Linked DNA regions of Homo sapiens: region 2 is linked to region 1. A link is a contact called in ENCODE Hi-C or POLR2A ChIA-PET data. All regions are on one chromosome and are shown on one strand. The core of a region is the stretch at or near the end of the contact, and the rest is flanking DNA. Distances in the headings are between cores, read along the strand shown. Region 1 holds the start of CYTH3 (cytohesin 3). Region 2 holds the start of MIOS (meiosis regulator for oocyte development).

Region 1 (3,689 bases), core at 621-3,120:
CCCAGAAGAGATACTAACAACCCAAGGACAATTTTAAGACTTTTGATACTTCATATCATCCTTTGTTATAGTACTCAAGACCTGCAAATTGCTGGAGCACATTAAAGCCTCCTCTTTTCCTCTTTATTCCTGCTTTAATCTTCAAGTCTACATTTCTTTACTCACAGAGCCCAAAGCACCTTACAAACAAAACTGCCAAGCCAGCTAGCTGCCTTGACGCTAATGTCCAACGTCTGCATATTACAGTTGTCTTTCTTTTCTAACAAGGGAAAACAGCTATGCCCAAATTGTGACAGGCAGGAAACACGACATCCACCGGGAACCCATTCCTTAGGATCTCATGGCTCCAGACAGCCTGACTGTAGGAGGGTTCGCAACTGGGCGCCTTCGTTCCACAGCGCTCCCATCAACACACCCACTCGGTGCCACAGTGCTACCCCTAGCTTCAACTATAAGAACTGAACTCGCCAAATGCCATGACGGGTGCCAACTTCCCACCATCCTGGCTGCATCGCGTCTTTCAGCAAAAAAACATCTCCCTCTGAGCAGCACTTGAATTCTGGAAGGCACCTTGATGATGAACCACTTCATCCTGAAGCATTCAATACTGCTGATTCTTACAGGCAGCTGCACCGGCAGCCTGTAATTAAGATTTCTCTAAACTGCTCCCTTATTACATGGGGTTCTGATGATTCTGATGATTTCTCTGTCAGCTCAAAGGAGATCTTCAGGAAAAAAAAAAAAAGTCTAGAGAACCTCAACTTCGGCTGTTCCTGTAAAAACACGGGCATTAACCCTTTGCTTTCCAAAGCGAACACCCACTCCATACAGAGGCACGTTCCTCTGTTTTTAAAATCTAATTCCCAGCATGACCCAGCAGTCATTTGTATTCCACTAAATAATTTCCAACAAACACGATTCCTCCAGCAAGAGGAAACCGAACGTCAGACACAGACCACCTGGGCCACGACGCGCATCGACCCGACCCACTCGGGAGCACACCTGGCTCCGGGCACACCTGGCTCTCCGGTCTTGCCTCTGTGCTGGGTGCAGCTCGTGTCTCCCACCCTCGGCTCCACGGAGTTTTTTGCTCAATCTGTCGCGTCTGCCGTTTCCTAAAACGTCTACCCTGAACTGAACTCCAGCTGGCCCCCTCCCCGTTCGAGCAAATCCAGCGACCGTTTCTGACCCAAAGCCAAGCAGACTGTCACGCTTTCCAACCGTTTCCCCTGCCCTCCCGTCCTGTACACTCGAGGAGCCTCCAGTGCAAAACTTTCCCCTCCCGGTTTCCCACCGGCTCAGCCGCTTCCGCCCACCTGAGCTGAAAGGGGGCGTCCGAAACGCCGGGCTCCGGAGGGCATGAACGCCCTTGGCGACAAGATGCGGGGAAGGTCGCCCCGCAAGGTCCCCCGCCCCAGAGGAGCGACACCCAAACCCCGGCCCGAGACTCCGGGGCGACCCCAGCCCGCGGCAGCCCCGGCCTGGTACCCAGACCCTCGCCAGCGCCGAACGGCGACCCCGGCCCGCCCCCTCCCTCGGCCCCCGGAGACCCAGCCTCGGCCCTGGCCCGGCGTGCCTCAGGCCTCCAGCGGACGCCGCTGCCGCTGCCCCCGACCCCGTCTCCTCCGGCGAACCCCGGCCCAGCGCCGCGCCCTCGACCCCCAGCCCCCGGCCCCCGACCCCAGGCCGCCGGCGAGCCCACCACACCTCCGACACTCACCGCCACCACCCTCGCCGCCGCCGTCTTCATCCATCTTGAGGCCACTCCCGCAGCCGGCGAGCCGGGGGCCGGCAGCAGAGGGGCCGCGGGCTGGGGACGCCGCCGGAGGGAGCGCGCAGGCGACCGGGCGGCTCCTCAGCGCGCGGCCCGGGTCGCGGCCGGGCCTCCTCCCGCCGGGCGGGGCCTCGCTGGTCGGCGTGCCGTCACGTGACCCATGCCCCGCCTCTGCCCGCGGTGGGCGGGGCGTGAGGCCGCGCAGCCCCGCCCTCGGGAACCGGCCGGGCCGGCGGCGTCTGCGCTGGGGAAGGCTGTAGACCTGGCCCCTGAAGTGCAGGCCGATCCGGTGTGCGTGGAGCGAAGCCTCCTCGCCCTCAGCATTCCAGTAGCCTGCGGACGGGCGTGGGGCCCCGGACACTGGAACGCCACACTCTGCAAAACCCAGTGGCCAGGGGTGCAACTTGCACGTGCACTCGGGGTAAAAGATCAAGAAACGAATGCATTCAGAAGTCAGGCCTGGCCAGGCTCGGTGGCTCACACCTGTATTCCAATACTTTGAGAGGCTGAGGTGGGAGGATCGCTGGAGAACAAAAGTTGGAGACCAGCCCCGATAACATAGCGACCCAGGCATGGTGGCATGTGCCTGTAGTTCCAGCTACTGGGGAGGCTGAGGTGGGAGGTCACGTCACTTGAGCCCAGTAGGTAGAGGCTGCAGTGAGTTATTATTGCACCACTGCACTCCAGTCTGGGTGACAGAGTGAGACCCTGTCTCAAAAAAAAAAAGAACAAGGTCAGGCCTTCTCCTTCCTAAGACATGCATGTCAGAAGAATTCCAGCCTTTCAGCTGTCTTATATTTAATGGAGCCTCTCCTCCTTCCCTCCTGGTGAGTGCATTTTTAAATTAACAAAATGCAGGGCTTGTAAATGAATGTGGTCATGAGGTTGGAACGGAATCCCGATTCAACACACCTGGGGCTCAGCTCTCAAAGGGCATTGTAGGGGTTGGCCAATCTGGCGGCTGATGCCCTTGGAGTTTAGCGCCAGTCTTCCTTGGAGAGCTGCCAGCTGTCCTGGATTTATGATGCAGGAGGAGCTCTGAATTCAGTTTCCCTTGGGCACAGCCAGGGTCCTCAGCACAGGCCTCCTGGGCAGAAGGCCTCCCCTGGCCCCTGCTCCACATCGATGGATCTCCTCTCTCACTCCCCATATCTCTCTTCCAGTAACTCCTGAAGCATTGCTTGTGGCCCCTCCCAAGCCTTTCTGTTGGAACTCAATCGCATTAAAGAAAAGCAAACATTGTAATGGAGGAGATAGCTCATCTCTAATATAATTTTCCAGCAACTGTTTTATATTTACAAGCTGTCCATTGAACCAAAGGATCCTTCCGTTGTCATCTATCAAAGTGGACAATTTCACCTTTTGGTTCAAGGTTGCGGGATGATTTCAAAGTTCAATCTTCTAATAACCTCAAGAATTGAACACCAAGCATTCTCATGCAACCAAACCCACGAGGGACACTTTTTTTTTGAGACAGGGTCTCGCTCTATTGCCCAGTCTGGCATGCAGTGTCTCGAGTGATCCTCACACTTCAGCCTCCCAAATAGCTGGGACCATAGGTACATGCCACCATGCATCGGTTAATTTTTGTATTCTTTTTTAGAGACGAGATCTTGCCATGTTTGCCCATGCTTGTCTCAAACTTCTGGACTCAAGCGATCCTCCCACCTTGACCTCCCGAAGTGCTGGGATTACAGGCATGAGCCACCACACCCAGCCAAGGGACACTGCTGCGTGCAAAGGTGTTTGACAGCTTGAGTGACAAAGAGGCACCAGAAAAGGGGTCTGGGAGTCAGGAGATGTAGGGTTCAACTCCCAACCCCCAGACTCGGCTTCCTGATCTTGTTCCCGTCAGCTTTGTCATCTTGGAGATAAGAGCATCGTTACTGAGAAAAAATGACAGCATTACTTTGAA
Region 2 (3,689 bases), core at 346-2,845, 1.3 Mb after region 1:
GAATACTGTCATGTCTCCTCTCAGTAATACAGCACTTTCTTCAGCCTACATTCTTCTAATGGCAGGATTGGAAAGGCAATACTTTCCCCAAACTCATCATCTTATCAAAACCATCTGCCACCAAGATCATCAGGACTAAGCTCATTATGCTGTTTACAGCCATCACCACCACAAGCCCAAGACCACCCACTTTTAATCATGAACAGACAAGCAAAGACTGTCAGACATCTGAAGACTGCCTCGAGGTCAGACTCGTGACACCTGAGGCAGCACCATTCACTCAGTTTTGGGAACAAAAAACTTGGAATCCTCTTTCACCGTCATTCACTTGGTCAGTCACCAAGCTCTGTTCATCCCGCCTTCTAAGTATTCCCCAGGGCCCCCACTTCTCTCCATGCCCACTCTCCGTGCCACTGGTAACCTGCGTTTCTATCATCCCTCATTCTGATACTCTATCCCTCCAGCTCTCTGCGCAAAAACTGATCATACTGGCCGGGCACAGTGGCTCATGCCTGTAATCCCAGCACTTTGGGAGACCGAGGTGGGCGCATCACGAGGTCAAGAAATGAGACCACCCTCGCCAACATGGTGAAACCCCATCTCTCCTAAAAATACAAAAAATTACCTGGGCGTGGTGGCGCGCGCCTGTAGTCCCAGCTACTCGAGGTGCTGAGGCAGGAGAATCGCTTGAACCCGGGAGGCGGAGGTTGCAGTGAGGAGAGATCGCGCCATTGCATTCCAGCCTGGCGATATAGCCAGACTCCGTCTCAAAAAAAACAAAACAAAACAAAAAACTGATCATACCACTTGCCTGATTAAAAACTTTCGATGACTCTAACATTGCCTTTAGGTAAATGCCATCCAAACTCACTAAACTGGTTTCCAACCCGTTTCTGAAAGCACCTTAATCTCTCCCCACTTCCTCTGCTCATTCATCCATACCTACTGCCTCCTCACTGCTATGTCCTCTCTCCTGACCCGGCACTTGCTCTTTCCCAGTCCTAGAAGGCTCTTCTCTTCCAGTTCCCACTGCCCTTTTCCCTTTCCTGGCTAATCCCATACTCATCCTTCTTGTCTCAACCTAGTGGTCCTTAAGGAAGCTTTGCTGACCCCCGACACCGAGCGGGCGTCCCTCCTGTGTAGCACTGTGTTAGCCCTACCAAGTCAAGGCTCTCCTTGCCTGTTTCCTGCCGGAACCATGTCTTTTTACTTCACTCCTGTCTCCTCAGCATTCCAGCACAGTGCTGGGTACATAACAGGTGCTCAAGACAAGTTTGTGGAATGACTAATGAGTGAATAAATCATTAACCAAACACCTTGGATCTCCTACTACATCATTTGCAAAAAAAAAAAAATGTTTAATAGAAATTAAAATGGACCCAGTGAGCTAGAGTGTGTGACCCTGCTTAAAAACGACAGAGTGGTTCTGAGAAGCAGTCCCAGCCTAGGAACCCGGGGATCCGGCCTGTGGACCCACGGGCAGGGCCTGCGGGGTGCACCGGCGCTTTCGGGCGGAAGGCGGGGCCTCCCGGCCAGTGACCCCGCCCCGAGGCGCCTCCCGGGCGGGGAAGGGCGGGGCTCGCGCTGGGAAACTCCCCTTCCAAGGCCGAGGCGCCGCTGCGCGTCCTCCAGGCGTGGTGGTGGGGTCGTGGGTCCCAGCCCAGTGGTCCAGGTCACGGGCCGCACGGCCGCGGCCGCCATCTTGCCCGCGTCCGGGCTCCTGCGGCGGGCGGGGCGGTGTCCCGGCCGGAAGCGGCTGTGCGGCGGCCGCGCTGCCACCTCAGGTCAGTGAGCGCGACCCGGTTCGCGTCTCGACTCTCGGGAGCGCCGCGGCCGCAGCGAGGGGCCGGAGATAGCCTAGTTGAAAGGCCCGGGCGTCTCGGCGGGGAGCGCGTTCCGCGCTGTAGGGTAATCGCGCCGGGCGGCCGGCCGCCTGGCCGGGCCTCAGCGGGAGCCACCGGGGGCTGCGGGCGGCCGTGGGACCTGCGGAGACCTCCTCGGGGCGCAGGGAACACGCTACAGCCTTCGCCGCGGCGGGCTTGTGGGGAGCGGCGTCCCAGCCTTTCCCGGGAGGCTCAGCCAGGTGCCTGGAGCGGGAGAGTCGGACTCAGATTCCTGCTTTACCTAGAATAGCAACGTGCCCTGTTCCCGTTGTACCCTCTTAAATACTATACTTCTTAAACGGCCTGTCTCCCGGTGAGCTCTGTTCTCTTCTCATATGAGTAATGAAAATTAAGAGGATGAATGAAACCTCACACATGTTGTGGACTTTGCTGAATAGGTTAGCAAATGACTGCAGGCCTTTTGTATATTTTAAGGGAAATTTGGATATGTGCAGTGCATCTCCTCGAAGATGCTGATGGTGGAAATTTCTTGAAACCGCTCTCGTAATTTGCCACGGTAAGAAAAGTAAAAGACAACATCAAAAAGCATGTGGTTGGATCCTTTGTACACTGAGTAGTATTTTAATGTGTTGGACTTCACTGTCCAGTAGCCACATGGGATTGAGATGTGCTATAAGTGTAAAATACACATCGGATTTCCCAGAGTTGGTGCCAAAAAAACGTAAAAATCCTCAATAATTTTTGCATTGATTACATATTGAAAGGATAATGCTGTTGATATGTTGGCTAAATAAAATGTGTTTTTAAATTTCATTCCACCTAATTTTACTTTTTAAATGTGGCTACTAGAAATTTTTAAATCATATGGCTCACACTGTATTTCTTTTGGACAGTGCTGTTGCAAATATTCTGGTGAATGAACACAGAATCAGCATGGCTTTCCTTTGCTGAGAAATCACTGATGGGAAGTGAGACTTGTTAAACTTGAAAGGTGAGGATATAAATACAAGCTGTAATTATTGCAGACCGCACCCCTTCTACACCTAATTTTTTAATGTCTCCAAAATTTGGAAAAAACATTAACTTTCAGGGCTGATTAAGGGAATGGTAGTAATACTAACATCTGTGTGATGTGAAGAGCTCATTTCAGTTGATTGTCACAGCTTTGTGAGATGGAAATGGGATAGATTTTATCTCGGTTTTATGGTTTTGGAGTATTACAAGATTTGTTAGGATCTGAGCTGGGGAGTGGCTGTAGGATTTCTGACTCTAGATTGTTTTCTTTACACCAGATTCTTGGTGATGTATGTTCATGAGCAAGGAACTGTTTATCCTGTATATTACATGGTGAAAAAAAATACACTTCTTAAAAGGGTGGACATAGATGCACCTCTCTATACAGGGCTACTCTTATGATGTGCAACCTGTGCAGTAGCACAGAGCCCAGCATTTAGAATGGCTAGCACTTAGTTTAATGGCCAGTCTGCTGTCACTGTCTGGACATTGTAAATAATTTTTAAATGAGGGGCCCTGCATTGTTATTTTGCACCACGTCCTGCATATCGTGTAGCTGATCCTTTTCTTTGCAGTAATCTAGGACGGAAGTTGAGAGACCTTGGATAACCACCCAAACATCTGGTCTTCACTTTACTCCTTTGTGAAATTAGAAGATTTAGCTAGTCTTTTTCTCTCAAGTTTTGATTCTGTATGAATTACTGTCATCAGATTTTGTGGATGGCAATAGAAGTATTTTAGGTGCATAACATGGGAAGAAATGCTGATATTCTCCGTTGAGAGTCATGTAAATCAAAGTTTTAAATTTTATGCTAAAACTCGTATTTTATG

What was found. A loop is a pair of places that touch in the nucleus more often than their neighbours do. ChIA-PET counts read pairs that join two places held with the same protein, here RNA polymerase II (POLR2A). Pooled maps may share reads with other maps.
Region 2: a map of naive thymus-derived CD4-positive, alpha-beta T cell shows a loop between it and region 1 (8-fold over the local background). The contact joins the promoter of MIOS here to the promoter of CYTH3 in region 1. A Hi-C loop is called at or near these places in 1 of 168 maps with a recorded cell type or tissue (naive thymus-derived CD4-positive, alpha-beta T cell) and 5 of 50 pooled maps. POLR2A ChIA-PET finds 5 or more read pairs at or near these places in 1 of 52 experiments (PC-9).

The regions. Positions count from the first base shown.
Region 1 is chr7:6,270,754-6,274,442 of GRCh38, forward strand. It overlaps CYTH3 (cytohesin 3), which reads right to left and starts at 1,871. Exons shown (of 13, transcript NM_004227.4): 1 at 1,721-1,871. The coding sequence starts at 1,754. RefSeq lists enhancers at 486-1,208, 1,209-1,930 and silencers at 1,249-1,418, 1,739-2,098.
Region 2 is chr7:7,565,289-7,568,977 of GRCh38, forward strand. MIOS (meiosis regulator for oocyte development) reads left to right here and starts at 1,596. Exons shown (of 13, transcript NM_019005.4): 1 at 1,596-1,784; 2 at 2,319-2,400; 3 at 2,738-2,835. It overlaps MIOS-DT (MIOS divergent transcript), which reads right to left and starts at 777. Exons shown (of 5, transcript NR_110084.1): 1 at 626-777. RefSeq lists a silencer at 1,417-2,066 and an enhancer at 2,317-2,386.